2 separate regions of the Homo sapiens genome follow, and region 1 is linked to region 2. A link is a loop called in an ENCODE intact Hi-C map of the cell type or tissue named here. Cell type or tissue: B cell. All regions are shown on one strand.

Region 1 (5,000 bases), 200 kb after region 2:
TGACTAAGGTACTATAAACAGATAAATGGGTGTTGTTTGGCCAGGCGTGGTAATGCACACCTGCAATCCTAACATCTGAGGAGCTGACACAGGAGGATCACTTGCATCCAGGAATTTGAGACCAGCCAAGATCAAACAGTGAGACACTCATCTCTACAATTTCTTTTTAATTAGCTGGGCGTGGTGGCACTTGTCTGCAGTCCTATCTATTCTGAAGACTGAGGCAGGAAGATCCCTTGAGCCCAGGAGTTTGAGGCTGCAGTGAGCCATGATCATGTGACTGCACTTCACCCTGGATGACAGAGGGAGACTCTGTCTCTAAAAACAAATAAATCAACAATAATTGGGTGTTGTTTAAAGTCAATGTTTGTGATAATTTGTTATGCAATCTTATAAAATTCATACACAGGCTCAACAGACTCGGAATGAATTGATATGCACACTAGTTACATAAAATAAAATATTTCTTAATTTTTCAGTGTTTTACATTTTATAACTTTCTGTGATGCAATTTAATACATTCATATTTCATTCATTCAGTCAACAAAAATTTAGTGCCTAAGATGAACCAGGTATGCCCTCATATGCTCACGTGCCTGACATTCTAGAAGCTTCACAAGACCGAGGTGGAGCCACTGGAGTGTTTTAGGTGAGGAAATGACACACTCTGACTCACAGGAGCAGGACCACTGTGGAGAGAACAGTCACGTAGCAGGTAATGGGACAATGCTAGAGCCACAATTTAGAAGTGACAGGGTGGTGGGGACTAAGGGGAGAGGAGGGCCTGAGGGATGAAAGGGACAGAGGGAAGGGCTGGAGAAGCAGGAGGTTAGGAAAAGGAGCAGAGGGAAGGAATTGGAAAGCAGTAGAATTCTTAGGTTTAAACACATTGTTTTATAGATTTTTATTACATCCATCTACAGAGCCTCGCTCAGTGTTCTTTGCAGTTGGCCTTTAATACCTAATGTAGGACTGCCTAAAAACTAATGTTTTTTATGTTAATAAGGTTTAAAAAACACTTAGTGTTCCTTCTTTGCAGTTGGCCTTTAATACTATATTTGGGACTGCCTAGAAACTAATTTTTTTTAATTAATCAGGTTTTAAAAATACTAAGTGTTCCTATAAGATATACACACCACTTAGACGTGAATACTTCCTAAAAACAGGCAGCACATGAGCACTGCTGAGGGGCATTGTGACTGCATTGAACACTTGCAACTGTGAGGTGAATAAAGTCTGTACTGGCTCCCGGTTGCAACATATAGTAACGCAGTGTGCTACTTTATATTGAGGAGATGTCTTGGACTCACCCAGTAACTCAGGGCTGTGGAATGAAGGTAAATGTAAAAAACAAGCGGGAGTCACAGATACATTGTCTGCGAAAGTCAAACTTAGTAGCTTTGTGAGTCCTGTTGTAATGCTTTCAGACACATTTATGTATCAAGGGGCCAAAGTTACATTTTTTTACCGATTAGATACCTGATCATTTAGGGGTTGCCAAGATTCTGCTACCCACTGTAGTTAATAAACAAAGAGAAAACTTGTCTCTATGCTGTCTCATGTACTCAGGCACAACTTTTCCGGATTTAAAGAAAAAAAAAACAAAAACCTGTCTCTACGCCTCCATTCCCAGGGCGAGCTCCCTCTCTGGCATCGAGCTCCCTCTCTGGCGGCGAGCTCCCTCTCTGGCGGCGAGCTCCCTCTCTGTCACCAAGCTCCCTGGGGTGAGTTTTTTTCTAGAAGAGTTCAGGGAAATAGGTAAGGAGTGGGAGGCAGGGAGTCCAGTTCTGGGACGGGGATTCCGGGATGAAAAATGAAGAGGGACGGGGCCCATGACGAGGGTTTCTCCCTGGTTTCTCAGACAGCTCTTGGGCCAAGACTCAGGGAGACATTGAGACAGAGCGCTTGGCACAGGAGGAGCGGGGTCAGGGCGAAGTCCTATGGCCCCAGGCGTGGCTCTCAGGGTTTCAGGCCCCGAAGGCGATGTATTGATTGGGGAGGCCCAGGGTTGGGGATTCCCCATCTCCGCAGTTTCTCTTCTCCCTCTCCCAACTTATGTAGGGTCCTTCTTCCTGGACACTCAGGATGTGGACTCAGTTCTCACCCCCATTTGGTGTCGGGTTTCTAGCGAAGCCAATCGGCGTCGCTGGGGTCCCTGTTCCAGAAGTCCCCGCGAACCCATTGGGACTCAGATTCTCCCCAGACGCCGAGGATGGGGTCATGGCGTCCCGAACCCTCCTCCTGCTGCTCTTGGGGGCCCTGGCCCTGACCGAGACCTGGGCGGGTGAGTGCGGGATCCGGAGGGAAATGGCCTCTGCGGGGAGGAGGTAGGGGCCCGCGCACTGGGGCGCAGGACCCGGGGAGCAGCGCAAGGAGGAGGGTCGGACGGGTCTCAGCCCCTCCTCGCCCCCAGGTACCCACTCCATAAGGTATTTCAGCACCGCCGTGTCCCGGCCGGGTCGCGGGGAGCCCCGGTACATCGCAGTGGGCTACGTGGACGACACGCAGTTCGTGCGGTTCGACAGCGACGCGGCGACTCCGAGGATGTAGCCGCAGTCGCCGTGGTTGGAGCAGGAGGGACCGGAGTATTGGGACCGGAGCACACGGAACATCAGGCCCGCGCACAGACTGACAAGAGTGAACCTGCCCATGCCGCGCCGCTACTACCACCAGAGCTAGGCCGGTGAATGACCCCGGCCTGGGGCGAAGGTCACGACCCCTCCTCATCCCCCACGGACGTCCCGGGTCCCCCCCGCGAGTCTCCGGCTCCAAGATCCACCCCGAGGCTGCGGGACCCGCCAGATCCTCGACCCGGGAGAGGCCCAGGCGCCTTTACCAGGTTTCATTTTCCGTTTAGGCCAAAATCCCCGCGGGTTGGTCGGGGCGGGGGCGGGGCTCGGTGGGCGGGGCTGACCGCGGGGGCGGGGCCAGGGTCTAACACCCTCCAGATAATGTATGGCTGCGACTTGGGGCTGGAAGGGCGCCTCCTCCGCGGGTATGAACAGCACGCCAACGATGGCAAGGATTACATAGCCCGGAACTAGGACCTGCGCTCCTGGACCGCGGCGGACATGGCGGCTCAGATCACCAAGCGCAAGTGGGAGGCAGAAGAATTTGCAGAGCAGATCAGGGCCTACCTGGAGGGCACGTGCGTGGAGAGGCTCGCAGACACCTGGAGAACGGGAAGGAGACGCTGCAGCTCACGGGTACCAGGGAACACAAGACGCCTCCCTGATCGCCTGTAGATCTCCTGGGCTGGCTTCCCACAAAGAGAGAAGGAAAATGGGACCAACACTAGAATGTCGTCCTCTCTCTGGTCCTGAGGGAGAGGAATCCTCCTGGGTTTCCAGATCCTGTACAAGAGAGTGACTCTGAGGGTCTGCCCTGCTCTCTGATACAATTAAGGGATGAAATCTCTGAGGAAATGAAGGGAAGACAATCCCTGGAATACTGATGAGGGGTTCCCTTTGACACCAGCAGCAGCCTTGGGCCCCGTTACTTTTCCCCTCAGGCCTTGTTCTCTGCTTTACACTCAATGTGTGTGGGGGTCTGAGTCCAGCTCTTCTGAGTCCCTCAGCCTCCACTCAGGTCAGGACCAGAAGTCACTGTTCCCTCCTCAGGGACTGGAATTTTCCACGGAATTCGGAGATTATCCCAGATACCTGTGTCCAGGTTGGTGTCTGGGTTCTGTGCTCCCTTCCCCACCCCAGGTGTCCTGTCCATTCTCAGGATGGCCACATGCGTGCTGCTGGAGTGTCTCATGAGAGATGCAAAGTGCCTGAATTTTCTGACACTTCCTGTTAGACCTCTCCCCCAGACACATATGATCCACCATTCCGTCTCTGACTATAAGGCCACCCTGAGGTGCTGGGCCCTGGGCTTCTACCCTGTGGAGATCACACTGGCCTGGCAGCAGGATGGAGAGGACCAGACTCGGGACATGGAGCTTCTAGAGACCAGGCCTGCAGGGGATGGAACCTTCCAGAAGTGGGCAGCTGTGGTGGTGCCTTCTGGAGAGGAACAGAGATACCCGTGCCATGTGCAGCATGAGGGGTTGCCCAAGCCCCTCACCCTGAGATGGGGTAAGGCAGGAGATGAGTGGAGGGGGGGTCATGTCTCTTAGGAAAGCAGGAGCCTCTCTGGAGAACTTCAGCAGGGTCGGTGCTGGGGGCTGAGGGTCAGGGACGCTCACCTTCCCCTTTTTTCCCAGAGCAGTCTTCTCAGCCCACCATCCCCATCGTGGGTATCGTTGCTGGCCTGGTTCTCCTTGGAGCTGTAGTCACTGGAGCTGTGGTTTCTGCTGTGATGTGCAGGAAGAAGAACTCAGGTAAGGAATGGATGAGGAGTGGGGTCTGAGATTTCTTGTCCCACTGAGGGTTTCAAGCCCCAGTTAGAAGTGTGTCCTGCCTGGTTACTGGGAAGCACCATCCACACTCATGGGCCTACCCAGCCTGGGCCCTGTGTGCCAGCACTTACTCTTTTGTAAAGCACCTGTGACAATGAAGGACAGATTTATCACCTTGATGATTATGATGATGGGGACCTGATCCCAGCAGTCACAAGTCACAGGGGAAGGTCCCTGCTGAGGACAGACCTCAGGAGGGCAGTTGGTCCAGGACCCACACCTGCTTTCCTCATGTTTCCTGATCCTGTCCTAGATCAGCAGTTACACTTTCAGGAAACTTCTCTGGGATCAAAGGCTAGGGGGTTTGTTTAGGGCCGTATGGCCCTGACTCCTTTCTGGCCTCTCATAGGACATTTTCTTCCCACAGATAGAGTGAGCTACTCTGAAGCTGCAAGTAAGTATGAAGTGGGCTGATCCCTGATCCTTGGGATATTGTGGTCGGGAGCCCATGGGGGAGCTCACCCAACCCCAGATTCCTCCTCTAGCCGCATCTCCTCTGGGCTCTGACCAAGTCCTGTTTTTGTTCTACCCCAGGCAGCGACCATGCGCAGGGTTCTGATGTGTCTCTCACGGCTTGTAAAGGTGAGACACTGGG
Region 2 (5,000 bases):
TAATTTACCTGAGCACGGTGGTACTTGCCTGTAGTCCCAGGTACTCCAGACACTGAGGCAGGGGGACCTCTAGAGGCCAGGAGTTTGAGGTTGCAGGGAACCATGATCATGCCACTGCACTTCACCGTGGATAACAGAGGGAGACCATGTCTCTAAAAATAAATAAATAAATACAATAAATGGGTGTTGTTTAAAGCCAGTGTTTGTGGTAATTTGTTATGCAGTCATACAAAAGTCATACACAGACTCAACAGACACATGGAATGAATTTATAAATTGATAAGCACACTACATGAGTAAAATAAAATATTTCCTTTTTCCAGTATTTTTCATTTTATAATATTCCATGATGCGATTAAATTTTTATACAATCATATTTCATTCAACTAGACAACAAAAATTAATTTAGTGCCTATGCTGAACCAGGTATGCCCTCATATGCTCAAGTGCCTGACATTCTAGAAGCTTCACAAGACCGAAGTGGAGCCACTGGAGTGTTTTAGGTGAAGAAACGACACACTTTGACTCACAGTAGCAGGACCACTGTGGAGAGAACACTCAGGTGGCAGGTAATGGAACAGTGCTAGAGCCACTATTCAGGAGTGACAGAGTGGTGGGGACTAAGGGAAGAGGAGGGCCTGAGGGATGAGAGGGACGGAGGGAAGGGCTGGAGAAGCAGGAGGTGAGGAGAAGGAGCAGAGGGACAGAATTTGAAAGCAGCAGAATTCTTAGCTTTAAACACATTGTTTTATAAATTTTTAATACATCCATCTACAGAGCCTAGCAGGGTGTTCCTTGCATTTGGCCTTTAACACCTTATGTGGGACTGCCTAAAAATTAATTGCTTTTTCTGCTTTTTTTCAGGTTTAAAAAAATACTAAGTGTTCCAATAAAACATGCACACCACTTAGATGCGGATACTTCCTAAAAACAGGAAGTGCATGAGCACTGGTGAGGGGCATTGTGACTGCGTTGAACACTTGCAACTTTGAGGTGAATGAATGTATTGGCTCCTGGTTGCAATATACAATCACACGTTGTGCTACTTTGTATTGTCAGGAGATGTCCTGGACTCCCACAGAAACTCAGGGCTATGGAATGAAGGTAATTTTAGAATACAACAAGAGTCACAGATACATAGTCTGGGAAAGCAAAACTTAGGAGCTCTGAGAGTTGTACAACTGTAATGCATTTAGACACATTTATATATCAAGGGGCCAAAGTAACAGTTTTTACACATAAGATTCCTGATTGGTCGGGCGCGGTGGCTCATGCCTGTAATCGCAGCACTTTGGGAGGCCGAGGCGGGAGGATCACGAGGTCAGGAGATCGAGACCATCCTGGCTAACACGGTGAAACCCGTCTCTACAAAAAAATTAGCCGGGCGTGGTGGCGGGCATCTGTAGTCTCAGCTACTCGGGAGGCTGAAGCAGAAGAATGGCGTGAACCCGGGACGCAGAGCTTGCAGTGAGCCGAGATCGCGCCACTGCACTCCAGCCTGGGCGGCAGAGAGAGACTCCGTCTCAAAAAAAAAAAAAAAAAAAAAAAAAAAAAAAAAAAAAAAAAGGTTCCTGATAATTCAGGGGTTACCAAGATTCTACTACTCACTGCAGCTAATAAAAAAAAAAAAGAAAGAAAGAAACTGGTCTCTGTCCTATTTCATATGCTCAGGTACAACTTTTCCAGAGAAGAAGAGGAGGGGGGCGGGGAGGAGCAGGAGGAGGAGGAAAGAAGGAGGAGAAGGAGAAGGAGAAGGAGAAGGAGAGGAAGAGGAAGAGGAAGAGGAAGAGGAAGAAGAAGAAGAAGAAGAAGAAGAAGAAGAAGAAGAAGAAGAAGAAGAAGAAGAAGAAGAAGAAGAAGAAGAAGAAGAAGAAGAAGAAGAAGAAGAAGAAGAAAAGGAAGAAGAAGAAACTGTCTCTACACCTTCATTCTCAGGACAAGTTCATTGTCTGGCACCAAGCTCCTTGGGGTGAATTTTCTTCCAAAAGAGTCCGGGGAGTCCAGGTATGGAATGGGAGGCAGAAAGTTCAATCAAGGGACTGGGATTTCGGAATGAATAATGAAGGGAGATGGACTGGGTCCATGCCGAAGGTTTCTCCCTGGTTTCTCAGCCCCCGGGCGAAGACTCAGGGAGACATTGAGACACACCCTGCACAGGAGGGGGAGGGGGAGGGGGAGGGCAAAGTCCCAGGGCCCCAGGAGTGGCTCTCAAGGGCTCAGGCCCCGAGGCGGTGTCTGGGGTTGGGAGGCTCAGTATTGAGAATTCCCCATCTCCCCAGAGTTTCTCTTTCTCTCCCAACCCGTGTCAGGTCCTTCTTCCTGGATACTCATAACGCGGCCCCATTTCTCACTCCCATTGGGCGTCGCGTTTCTAGAGAAGCCAATCAGTGTCGCCGCAGTTCCCAGGTTCTAAAGTCCCACGCACCCCGCGGGACTCATATTTTTCCCAGACGCGGAGGTTGGGGTCATGGCGCCCCGAAGCCTCCTCCTGCTGCTCTCAGGGGCCCTGGCCCTGACCGATACTTGGGCGGGTGAGTGCGGGGTCCAGAGAGAAACGGCCTCTGTGGGGAGGAGTGAGGGGCCCGCCCGGTGGGGGCGCAGGACTCAGGGAGCCGCCTCCGGAGGAGGGTCTGGCGGGTCTCAGCCCCTCCTCGCCCCCAGGCTCCCACTCCTTGAGGTATTTCAGCACCGCTGTGTCGCGGCCCGGCCGCGGGGAGCCCCGCTACATCGCCGTGGAGTACGTAGACGACACGCAATTCCTGCGGTTCGACAGCGACGCCGCGATTCCGAGGATGGAGCCGCGGGAGCCGTGGGTGGAGCAAGAGGGGCCGCAGTATTGGGAGTGGACCACAGGGTACGCCAAGGCCAACGCACAGACTGACCGAGTGGCCCTGAGGAACCTGCTCCGCCGCTACAACCAGAGCGAGGCTGGTGAGTGAACCCGGCCGGGGGCGCAGGTCACGACCACCCCCCATCCGCCACGGACCGCCCGGGTCCCTCAGAGTCTCCGGATCCGAAATCTACCCCGAGGCAGCGGGACCCGCCCAGACCCTCCACCCGGGAGAGTCCCAGGCGCCTTTACCCAGGTTCATTTTCAGTTTAGGCCAAAATCCCCGCGGGTTGGGCGGGGAGGGGGCGGGGCTAGCTGGGCGGGGCTGACTGCGGGGACCGGCTAGGGTCTCACACCCTCCAGGGAATGAATGGCTGCGACATGGGGCCCGACGGACGCCTCCTCCGCGGGTATCACCAGCACGCGTACGACGGCAAGGATTACATCTCCCTGAACGAGGACCTGCGCTCCTGGACCGCGGCGGACACCGTGGCTCAGATCACCCAGCGCTTCTATGAGGCAGAGGAATATGCAGAGGAGTTCAGGACCTACCTGGAGGGCGAGTGCCTGGAGTTGCTCCGCAGATACTTGGAGAATGGGAAGGAGACGCTACAGCGCGCAGGTACCAGGGGCCATGGGCGCCTTCCCTATCTCCTGTAGATCTCTTGGGATGGCCTCGCACAAGGTTGGGAGGAAAGTGGACCCAATGCTAGGATATCGCCCTCCCTCTAGTCCTGAGTAGGAAGAATCTTCCTGGCTTTCGAGATCCGGTACCAGAGAGTGACTGTGAGAGTCCGCCCTGCTCTCTGGGACAATTAAGGGATGAAATTTCTGAGGGAATGGAGGGAAGACAGTCCCTGGAATACCGATCCGCGGTCCCCTTTGAGCCCTCCAACAGCCTTGGGCCCCGTGACTTTTCTCTCAAGTTTTGTTCTCTGCCTCACACTCAATGTGTTTGAGGCTCTGATTCCAGTCCCTCGGCCTCCACTTAGGTCAGGGCCAGAAGTCCCTGCTCCCCCCTCAGAGACTCTAACTTTCCAAGGAATAGGAGATTTTCCCAGGTGTCTGTGTCCAGGCTGGTGTCTGGGTTCTGTGCTCCCTTCCCCACCCCAGGTGTCCTGTCCATTCTCAGGTTGGTCACATGGGTGCTGCTGGGGTTTCCCATGAGGAGTGCAAAGTGCCTGAATTTTCTGACTCTTCTCAGATCCTCCAAAGGCACACGTTGCCCACCACCCCATCTCTGACCATGAGGCCACCCTGAGGTGCTGGGCCCTGGGCTTCTACCCTGCGGAGATCACGCTGACCTGGCAGCGGGATGGGGAGGAACAGACCCAGGACACAGAGCTTGTGGAGACCAGGCCTGCAGGGGATGGAACCTTCCAGAAGTGGGCCGCTGTGGTGGTGCCTCCTGGAGAGGAACAGAGATACACATGCCATGTGCAGCACGAGGGGCTGCCCCAGCCCCTCATCCTGAGATGGGGTAAGGAGGGAGATGGGTAAAGAGGGGAACGAGGGGTCATGTCTTTTCTCAGGGAAAGCAGGAGCCCTTCTGGAGCTCTTCAGCAGGGTCAGGGCTGAGGCCTGGAGATCAGGGCCCCTCACCTTCCCTTCCTTTCCCAGAGCAGTCTCCCCAGCCCACCATCCCCATCGTGGGCATCGTTGCTGGCCTTGTTGTCCTTGGAGCTGTGGTCACTGGAGCTGTGGTCGCTGCTGTGATGTGGAGGAAGAAGAGCTCAGGTAGGAAGGGGTGAGGAGTGGAGTCTGAGTTTTCTTGTCCCACTGGGGGTTGCAAGCCCCAAGTAGAAGTGTGCCCTGCCTCATTACTGGGAAGCACCATCCACACTCATGGGTCTACCCAGCCTGGGCCCTGTGTGCCAGCACCTACTCATTTGTAAAGCTCCTGTGAAAATGAAGGACAGATTCTTCACTTCGATGATTATGGTGGTGATGGGACCTGATCCCAGCAGTCACAAATCACAGGGGAAGGTCCCTGCTGATGACAGACCTCAGGAGGGCAGTTGGTCCAGGACCCACATCTGCTTTCTTCATATTTCTTGATCCTGCCCTGGATCTACAGTTACACTTTTCTGGAAACTTCTCTGGGATCAAAGACTAGGGGTTTGCTCTAGGACCTTATGGCCCTGCCTCCTTTCTGGCCTCTCACAGGACA

Evidence for each region. Peaks named below come from ENCODE experiments on the same cell type or tissue, not always from the same donor. Only the 100,000 strongest peaks of a DNase experiment are listed, where the experiment ranks them.
Region 1: it touches region 2 in a loop (6-fold over the local background); 2 of 110 quality-filtered maps call a loop at or near these places.

Annotation. Positions count from the first base shown.
Region 1 is chr6:29,924,247-29,929,246 of GRCh38, forward strand. HCG4B (HLA complex group 4B) reads right to left here and starts at 2,969. Exons shown (of 1, transcript NR_001317.3): 1 at 346-2,969. LOC124901298 (a long non-coding RNA gene) reads right to left here. Exons shown (of 3, transcript XR_007059541.1): 2 at 4,193-4,491; 3 at 3,952-4,010. It also overlaps the pseudogene HLA-K. In B cell, no CTCF peak of the experiment used is centred here; DNase peaks (open chromatin) are centred at 2,075, 2,635 and 2,805; H3K4me3 peaks cover 1,837 bases; H3K27ac peaks cover 2,171 bases.
Region 2 is chr6:29,720,997-29,725,996 of GRCh38, forward strand. HLA-F (major histocompatibility complex, class I, F) reads left to right here and starts at 2,438. Exons shown (of 7, transcript NM_001098479.2): 1 at 2,438-2,531; 2 at 2,662-2,931; 3 at 3,177-3,452; 4 at 4,035-4,310; 5 at 4,451-4,567. The coding sequence starts at 2,468. It also overlaps the pseudogene HCG4P11. RefSeq lists an enhancer at 2,997-3,831. In B cell, no CTCF peak of the experiment used is centred here; DNase peaks (open chromatin) are centred at 1,655, 2,315, 3,025, 4,302 and 3 weaker places; H3K4me3 peaks cover 3,516 bases; H3K27ac peaks cover 3,392 bases.